3 separate regions of the Homo sapiens genome follow, and all the other regions are linked to region 3. A link is a contact called in ENCODE Hi-C or POLR2A ChIA-PET data. All regions are on one chromosome and are shown on one strand. The core of a region is the stretch at or near the end of the contact, and the rest is flanking DNA. Distances in the headings are between cores, read along the strand shown. Region 1 holds the start of LINC02420 (long intergenic non-protein coding RNA 2420). Region 2 holds the start of LINC02408 (long intergenic non-protein coding RNA 2408). Region 3 holds the start of IFNG (interferon gamma).

Region 1 (2,838 bases), core at 157-2,656, 720 kb after region 3:
AACAACTATTTAACACATCTGTGTCAAGCACTGTGCTGGAGTCTGGAAATTCAAAGATGAATGAGAAATGGTCTCTACTCTTAAACTGTCTGCAGTGTGGAGGAAGTTCTAGGATGGGGAAATTGCTTATGTGGGGCAGTGCTGAGGCTACTGCTGACCTACCTAAGCCAGCACTTCAGGTTTATGCAGGTCCCTGAATCAGCAATACAAGCATCACCTGGAAACTTGTTAGAAATGCACATTCTTGGGCTCTTCGTACAAACCTACTGAATCAGAATAAGAGAGTGAGGCCCAGCCACCTAGGTTTTAACAGGACCTCCCAGGAATGCTGAGGCTCACTTTGGTTTGGGAATCTCTGGTCTAAGCTCTGTTCTGAATCACACCAGGCCTATATGGAAGGTGATTAGCCATTCCCAGCCTTCTTCTCTACAATCCCCCCTTCTTCTTTTAGGAGATTAACATGAAACATCAATCCAGAGTGACTACCCAAAATGAAGTAAAAATACTATTTTCTCACATAATAGCAACACATGACACTGCTCCCAAATCACAGAGACGGTTTTATGAAGATCAGTATGGTATGGACTAAACCGACTAGAGCCACATCAGCATCAACACAGAGGGATTCAGAAAGGATAATATCATCATTGTCTCCTGTATTAGTCTGTTCTCACATTGCTATGAAGACACACCCGGGACTGAGTAACTTATGAAGAAAAAAGGTTTAATTGACCCACAGTTCCACATGGCTGGGAGGCCTCTGGAAACTTACAATTGTGGCAGAATGCAAAGGAGAAGCAAGGTACCTCTTGCATGGCAGCAGGAAAAAGAGCCGCAGGGGAAACTGCCGCTTGTAAACCATCAGATCTCGCGAGCCCTCCCTCACTATCACGAGAACAGCATGGGGGAAACCGTCCTCATGATCCTCCCAATAGCCCCCAATCACCTCCCATCAGGACCCTCCCTCCACACGTGGGGATTACAATTCAAGATGAGATTCAGGTGGGGACACAAAGCCAAACCATATCATCTTCATTCTCCCCCCTGGCACTTGAGGGGAAAAAAGAATCATATCAGCTTGACTATTCAAAAAAGAAGCAAGAGCGCCACAGTTATTTCAGTGCATGGGAAAAGGGATAAACTGAAACAATAAACTTGAACGTTTAGGAATATAAAGGTAAGGGGGAGAGAGATAACAATCTTGGCCTCTGAGTTCTGCAACCCTATGGTTGTTTTAAACAAATGAAAGCAGATTGCTTTCTTCCTGGAGTTCTAGTGAAATGTATCTTGCCACCAGCAGACCGTTCGGAGCTCCTGGCCACAGTTTATTGGCTCATTGCCACGTGTCATTAGTGACCTATTTTCGCTGCTGTGAAATCGGCCATGTCTGAAGGCCCCCGAATCAGCAGTTTCTCCCTCCACTCACCGGCTCCAGGCTGGCAAAGCTGACACCAGTGCCACAGAAAATGCAACCCGCTGCCCTCTCCCCAAAATGTGGGGAGAGCACGGTTTTGCTATGAAGATGTCGGCTTTGACCTGAGGCTGACTTGAGAGCCCAGCTGTCATGTCTCTTCCAAATAAGCTGCTGAACTTGGAATTATCTTGGCTGAATAATTAATCAGGACTAAAAATAACCTCAAACTGCCTGGGCTTTGCTTAAATCCTACACAGGTGAGAGAAGTAGGTTTTTTTTTTAACGTAATTGCAAAACCCATATTTTGAAAGGCTCTGCACCAAAATATGAAAATAATTACCCAACATGCCAATTTGGGAGATAATTCACAGTTAATCTGGCTCTCTTAAAAAAATGCCACCTTTTGAATTTCACATTGACTTCAGATTGTCAGTTCTTGGTGGATATGAAAAGCAGCCGAGAGTTGTACTCAAAATTTTCTAAGAATACCTTCAAACACAAATCCATGGGGAAAAATATATCCGTTGGTATAAAGAGCGCCTGTTACCAGGCAGATTAGACAGTGAGCCGAGTTCCACAAGAGGGCGCCTTCCCCATGCTTCCTTCTCGAAGGTGAGGGCGCTGCGTTTCCGCCCCAGCCTTGGCTGCCCTTTCTTTTCCTTTGCCCTTATACAAACGATGTGCTCCCAAGAGCGAATGCTCAGTGTCCTGTGGAATGCTACTCCTGTGACCACTTTCTAGCTGAGATCATCAGGCAAATGTTATCTCTGTAACATCAGAGGAGCAACTTCAAATGATGAGAAATCAAGCAAAACATTAAAAATACAGGGGGAAAAAACAAATACATCTAAACTGCCTTCTCTCCATGGTGATCTAGCTTTGTGTGTTCATTTTCTTGATATTGCTGTGATACAAATAGGATGTGATGAAATGAAAGTACATCCATCACAGCAATCTTGTGTCCAGCCTGAATCTCAGACCCAGATGTGGCTCCAACCAACAAGTGACCATGAGCACGGGGCCCAGGTGTATTCTGGGAAGCTGCTCACCCTCACTGCCATTTCTTTCATCCCCGTAGGCACAGCATCACCTTACATCGAAGACAGATTCAACGAATCTGCCTCTCATCCTAGGTGGCCACTAGGCAACTCCTCTGGGACCATTTCTTCCTGCTCTATGCTCCCATGACCTTCATTCATACTCCCTCTTCCCCTGCTGGAAACCTACTTCTTTTACCTCCTCAAAGGTAAAAGGACCAGCTGGTGAACAAAAGAATACATTTGCTCTATCTAAAGAGAAGCATTAGAGCAAGGGAGGAAAAACTGATGCAAGACAAATGACTTGGGCTCATCATAAAATACTGAGCAGTCAGCAGAACATTAAGAAGAGACTTCTACTCCCCACCACACACATAACCATCTGCA
Region 2 (2,989 bases), core at 6-2,505, 640 kb after region 3:
CAACCTAAGGCAGTCATTCAGAGAATGGACTCTAGAGTCACTTAACAGTTTCTCCATCTATAAAATAGAGACAAACATAGGACTTACCTCCTAGGCTTGTTGCAAGGATTAAATGAATTAATATTCATAAAGCTTTCAGGATGGTGTCTGGCAACATGGTTAGTGCTCTAGGAGGGCTCACTACATAAGAGGAGATATTTAGTGGATGCCCACTGTGTACTTGATACTGTCCTAAGCACTGAAGATACTGTGGAAAACAAGACCCATACATGTGAAGGTGGGGACAGAAAATAGACAAGGAAATAAATGACATAATCCTAGAGTATTAAAGTATTAAACAAAGACATGCAACAGAGTGATTAGGAGCAGAGAGAGTTGGGGAAAAGCCTTTCTCTGAGAAGAGGCAATTTGAACACTGGGACCAGAGCACCCAAAAGCCACCAGGCATGTGAGGACTCAGTTAGAGGATTCCCAGCAGAGAAAACCACAAAAGCAAAGAGATACAGCCATGAAGCCAAAATAGCCCACTTGATCTCAGAAAATAAACCATCCAATTTAATGTGGGGAAGGCATATGAGTCAGACAGGCAAAGCCAAATTAAGCCATTCAGGAATCAGGCAAGGAACATATATCCAGGCGGGACCTCTTCACACTTGATGCCACAATGCAACGATACGTTTTAAATTCCAATGGAATTAATCTGCAAATTTTAATGGCAGGATTCAGGAGTAGGCCCCTTCTTTCACCGACTTACCCGTCTCCTCATTAATATTTCATATAATCTTCTTCATACTGTCTTGGAAGCAAGCAAGACAACAGACAGGGAATATTTCCCCCTATATGAAATGTTTTTGCTACATTATTTTGTCATACCAGGTGTCAACCACCTGGTCTACTGCCAAATCCACTGTACTATCTTAAAGGGTCCATCCTCATCAGGTTATTTTCATAAGCAAATAAATACATCATAAATGACAAATGCTAGGTTTTCTCTAAAGGAAAAAAAAAATCATTTATCTCTAGCCCTGGTCCCAGTCAGTATTTTGCCCACTTATTTTGTCTTATTTTGCCCACTTAGACCTGCTGCTTCAAGTCCTTTCTGCCATTGCTGAAGAAATGACATGAATTCAGACAAAGGAATTACCTGGTCCAATTGTGTCTATCTGAGACAGTCCTCAAATGCTAAGTTAACAGCCATCTAGGATCACACAGCTAAGGAAGGCTTCCCGCCGCTGCCTCCCCTGCCTTTCCTGCTGAGCCTGATGGATGAGCTTTTGTCTTTCTGGCATCCCAAGCCCTTCGCTTTGTTTCACTTTTGACAGCTATGCACCTTGCGGAGAAGCCAGCCAGGTTTGGAAACCAGTTTGGTCCTGACAGACCTGCACAGCGGGAACTCACCTATATATGCAGTGATCTGGGGCAGTGCCTGCCTGGGCACTAGAAAGTCAGACCAGGTTCCCAGAGAGCCCTAAAGGCAACCAGTCTAAACAGATACATCAATCTGCTCACTAAAGAATAAAGCTGGCTCTCCCAATATAATTACAGGCTGGCTGATTTATTATTCCAATCTTTAGTGCGTGGCAAGGTTAGTGTTATTTGTGCCAGTTTATGGTATTGGGCCAAAACATGAAATATCAAGTTAATATGATTGGTTCCAAGAATGGATTTGCACAGAGACAGCTCCTGCTTATGCCAATGTGTGTGCAGGGATTACACCACGTGACAAAGCCCTTTTGAGAAGAAAATGACAATTCTTCATATATTCAGAATGATTTAATAGCTGGCAAGCTACTGCCAATCACCTGGGCTACTGCCAGATCTACTGAAATATCTTAAAGGGTCCATCCTCATTAGGTTATTTTCATAAGCAAATAAATACACCATAAATGACAAACGCTAGGCTTTCTCTAAAGGGAAAAAACCAATCATTTATCTCTAACTCTGGTCTCAGTCAGTATAAACATGCTAAACCCCACATGGGAGAAGAACACTTTGTAAGAAGTTGTGGAAGGCCACGTGAGATCATGGTCCAAGGACACTGGCTTTGGAATGGCAGAGACCAGGATTCGAATCACAGCTCCTTCACCTGACAGCTCCATGTTCTTCATCACATTTCATAACCTCTACAAACCTCGGCTACCTCATCTGAGAAATGGGAATGATATGTTGTTACAGGGGGTAAGTGGCTCCAGCTCAGTTACCTGGTATAAGTGAGGCATTCAATAAATCAGTGTTTCTCAAAATGACAGGAGTGTGATGATAAGTCTTCTAGGTTTGGAAGTTCTCTGTGGAACATTATTACATTTCTGTTTACCTTTCAATCAATTTAAAAATTAATATAGCCATATTACGGATCAGCTGAAAGATCTATTTGGATTCAGTTTGGGAACTCAATTCATAATCTGTGTTTATGATTACAATTGGTACCAGATGGTACTACTTGAAGTGTCATGAGCTAGAGAAAATAGAAGGAAATCAGAGTTGATATAAAGGAAGTGTTTATGCCAAGTGAAAGCCCAGGATGCCTTCAGGTTGTGCACATAAATGTCCTAAGAGTTTAGAACAGAGAAAAGTGGTATAGGAACTGAGTGAGCTCACAGCACTGGTCCTACTGGCACCAAGAAGGCAACATATCTGCACCATAGCAATGAGCAACAGTTAAATTCACTAAACAATGCTTGTCACATTTCATCAATATATAATTGTGAATTTTATTGGTTTTGTTGCTTTTTTTTTTTTTTTTTTTTTTTGAGAAGGAGTCTCGCTGTTGCCAGGCTGGACTGCAGTGGCACGATCTCGGCTCACTGCAATCTTCACCTCCTGGGTTCAAGCGATTCTCCTGCCTCAGCCTCCCGAGTAGCTGGGTCTACAGGCACACACCACCACGCCCAGCTAATTTTTGTATTTTTAGCAGAGACGGGGTTTCACCATGTTGGCCAGGATCATCTTGATCTCTTGACCTCGTGATCCACCCACCTCAGCCTCCCTG
Region 3 (3,036 bases), core at 163-2,662:
AGTACAGGTAGAAATGCAAAGTGGGTTTGAACCAAAGAGTGGAGGGCTTTTTGTGCCATCCCAAAGTGTTGTACTTCATAAATAAATTACAAAGGAGGAGAAAGAATCCTATTTTTTTTTGTATCTGAAAGACAAAGAAATAAAAAGTTAAAAAGATTCTCTGTTAGTACTGATTATTTGGAACAATAAATTGTTTAGAGCTATGCTGTTCAATATAGTAGCACCTAGCAGTATGTGCCCATTAAGCGTTTGAAATACGACTAGACCAAATTGAGATGCACCGTAGGCTTAAAATATACACTGTATTTCTTTCCTTTTTTCTTTTTTTCTTTTTTTTTTTTTGAGACGGAATCTTACTCTGTCACCTAGGCTGGAGTGTAGTGGCGCGATCTCGGCTCACTGCAACCTCCACCTTCTGGGTTCAAGCCATTCTCCTGCCTCAGCCTCCCTAGTAGCTGAGATTACAGGCATACACCACCATGCCTGGCTAATTTTTTTGTATTTTTAGTAGAGATGGGGTTTCACCATATTGGCTAGGCTGGTCTCAAACTCCTGACCTTGTGATCCACCCGCCTCAACCTCCCAAAGTGCTGGGATTACAGGTGTGAGCCACTGCGTCTGGAACTCCCCCTGGGAATATTCTCTACACTGTATTTCAAGGATTTAATATGACAAAAAGAATGTCAAATACCTTATTAACAATGTAGTATATTGATGCATACTGAAGTACTATTTGGGATATATTGGTTTAAATACAATATATTTTAAAATTATATTTACCTTTTAAAAAAACTTTTATTAATGAGGCTACTAGATCATTTAAATTTACCTGTGTGGCTTGTATTGTATTTCTACTGGGCAGTGCTGATCTAGAGCAATTTGAAACTTGTGGTAGATATTTTACTAACCAACTCTGATGAAGGACTTCCTCACCAAATTGTTCTTTTAACCGCATTCTTTCCTTGCTTTCTGGTCATTTGCAAGAAAAATTTTAAAAGGCTGCCCCTTTGTAAAGGTTTGAGAGGCCCTAGAATTTCGTTTTTCACTTGTTCCCAACCACAAGCAAATGATCAATGTGCTTTGTGAATGAAGAGTCAACATTTTACCAGGGCGAAGTGGGGAGGTACAAAAAAATTTCCAGTCCTTGAATGGTGTGAAGTAAAAGTGCCTTCAAAGAATCCCACCAGAATGGCACAGGTGGGCATAATGGGTCTGTCTCATCGTCAAAGGACCCAAGGAGTCTAAAGGAAACTCTAACTACAACACCCAAATGCCACAAAACCTTAGTTATTAATACAAACTATCATCCCTGCCTATCTGTCACCATCTCATCTTAAAAAACTTGTGAAAATACGTAATCCTCAGGAGACTTCAATTAGGTATAAATACCAGCAGCCAGAGGAGGTGCAGCACATTGTTCTGATCATCTGAAGATCAGCTATTAGAAGAGAAAGATCAGTTAAGTCCTTTGGACCTGATCAGCTTGATACAAGAACTACTGATTTCAACTTCTTTGGCTTAATTCTCTCGGAAACGATGAAATATACAAGTTATATCTTGGCTTTTCAGCTCTGCATCGTTTTGGGTTCTCTTGGCTGTTACTGCCAGGACCCATATGTAAAAGAAGCAGAAAACCTTAAGAAATATTTTGTAAGTATGACTTTTTAATAGTACTTGTTTGTGGTTGAAAATGACTGAATATCGACTTGCTGTAGCATCTCTGATAGGCTGTCATCTCTTGTAGGCAGTCATTTTGAGATTTGGTGTTATTTTGTTAATTATTGACTAGATGAGTTCCTTGACTAAATAATCTAGATATTGTTTTAACCTTCTGCTCAGTTTGTATAGAGACTTAAAAGGGATTTATGAATTTTCCAAAAGATGGGCATAATATGGGTATGAAGCATAATGATGTTAATAATTTTGTGGTGGGAACTCATTCAGTTGTGATAGTCAAGGAGTATGCAGATTGAAAAAAATGATTGGTTATTAGTTTTTGACTTCTCAGACTCTAAGGTCAAGATTAGCATTAAAAAGGTAATAGGAAATGTTTACAAATTAAAGTCAAAAAGGTCCTTAAAGCTTTGGCTTAAAAAAATAACTGATAGGTGATTTTCTCCAAAAAGTGATTTCAACATTCTGCTTCTCTATCTATATTACTTGTGAAGTATTCCGGAACTTCGTTGCTCACTGGGATTTTGGAAGAATTATGATTCTGGCTAAGGAATGTTTAAAAATTTTAAGTGAATTTTTTGAGTTTCTTTTAAAATTTTATTGATGGTTAATGAAAAGTTTTTACATTTTAAATATTTCATTATTTGTTTAAAACTTAGCTGTTATAATTATAGCTGTCATAATAATATTCAGACATTCACAATTGATTTTATTCTTACAACACAAAATCAAATCACACACACACACACACACACACACACACTCGCACATGTTTGGAACTATCTTTTAAAGCTCGTATAATAATACCCTACAGGAAGGCACAGTAGATGTAATAGAAACCTGTACCATTGGGGGGCAGTATTTTATAGTGGGGTGGCTTTGCTGTTTTTTGTTTTTGTATTTTTTAGCCTAGCTTGAAAATACTTTCTTTAGCTTACTATAGTTTTTGGGACCTTTGGAGTATCAGCTTTGTTGAGCTCATTTGTGACATTGCAATTTAATGGTTATATTGGGAAATAAAAAAGCTAAAAGAACATAATAGTCTTTGTCTATATCTCACATAAGCCTTTTGGGAATACTTATTGTTAGAACTAAGCAGAAGAGTTGAAAAGGAAATCAGTGAATATTGTCACATCTGAGTTCAATGAAACTTGAAATATATTTTTAAGGCAATTTATGGGCTAATTGTAAACCAATTTTTTCTTTTTTTTTTTTTAGAATGCAGGTCATTCAGATGTAGCGGATAATGGAACTCTTTTCTTAGGCATTTTGAAGAATTGGAAAGAGGTAAGCTGAATATTCCCATTTGGCTAATTTTCCTGTTGCTTGCTTTCTGATGGATAAATTCACATCATCCTCTGT

The links. Hi-C counts contacts between places; a loop is a spot of excess contacts on that map. ChIA-PET counts read pairs that join two places held with the same protein, here RNA polymerase II (POLR2A). Pooled maps may share reads with other maps.
Region 1: a loop to region 3 is called in a map with no recorded cell type, with 2.7 times the contacts of the local background. The contact joins the promoter of LINC02420 here to the promoter of IFNG in region 3. A Hi-C loop is called at or near these places in 2 of 37 single-sample maps with no recorded cell type and 5 of 50 pooled maps.
Region 2: POLR2A ChIA-PET joins it to region 3 with 31 read pairs in activated CD8-positive, alpha-beta memory T cell. The contact joins the promoter of LINC02408 here to the promoter of IFNG in region 3. POLR2A ChIA-PET finds 5 or more read pairs at or near these places in 2 of 52 experiments (A673 and activated CD8-positive, alpha-beta memory T cell).

The regions. Positions count from the first base shown.
Region 1 is chr12:67,441,127-67,443,964 of GRCh38, reverse strand. It overlaps LINC02420 (long intergenic non-protein coding RNA 2420), which reads left to right and starts at 1,406. Exons shown (of 2, transcript NR_146500.1): 1 at 1,406-1,671; 2 at 2,493-2,838. The region is part of intron 3 of LOC105369812 (a long non-coding RNA gene); the gene reads right to left.
Region 2 is chr12:67,518,348-67,521,336 of GRCh38, reverse strand. It overlaps LINC02408 (long intergenic non-protein coding RNA 2408), which reads right to left and starts at 1,255. Exons shown (of 3, transcript NR_103861.1): 1 at 1,145-1,255. RefSeq lists an enhancer at 929-1,594.
Region 3 is chr12:68,158,116-68,161,151 of GRCh38, reverse strand. IFNG (interferon gamma) reads left to right here and starts at 1,412. Exons shown (of 4, transcript NM_000619.3): 1 at 1,412-1,650; 2 at 2,893-2,961. The coding sequence starts at 1,537.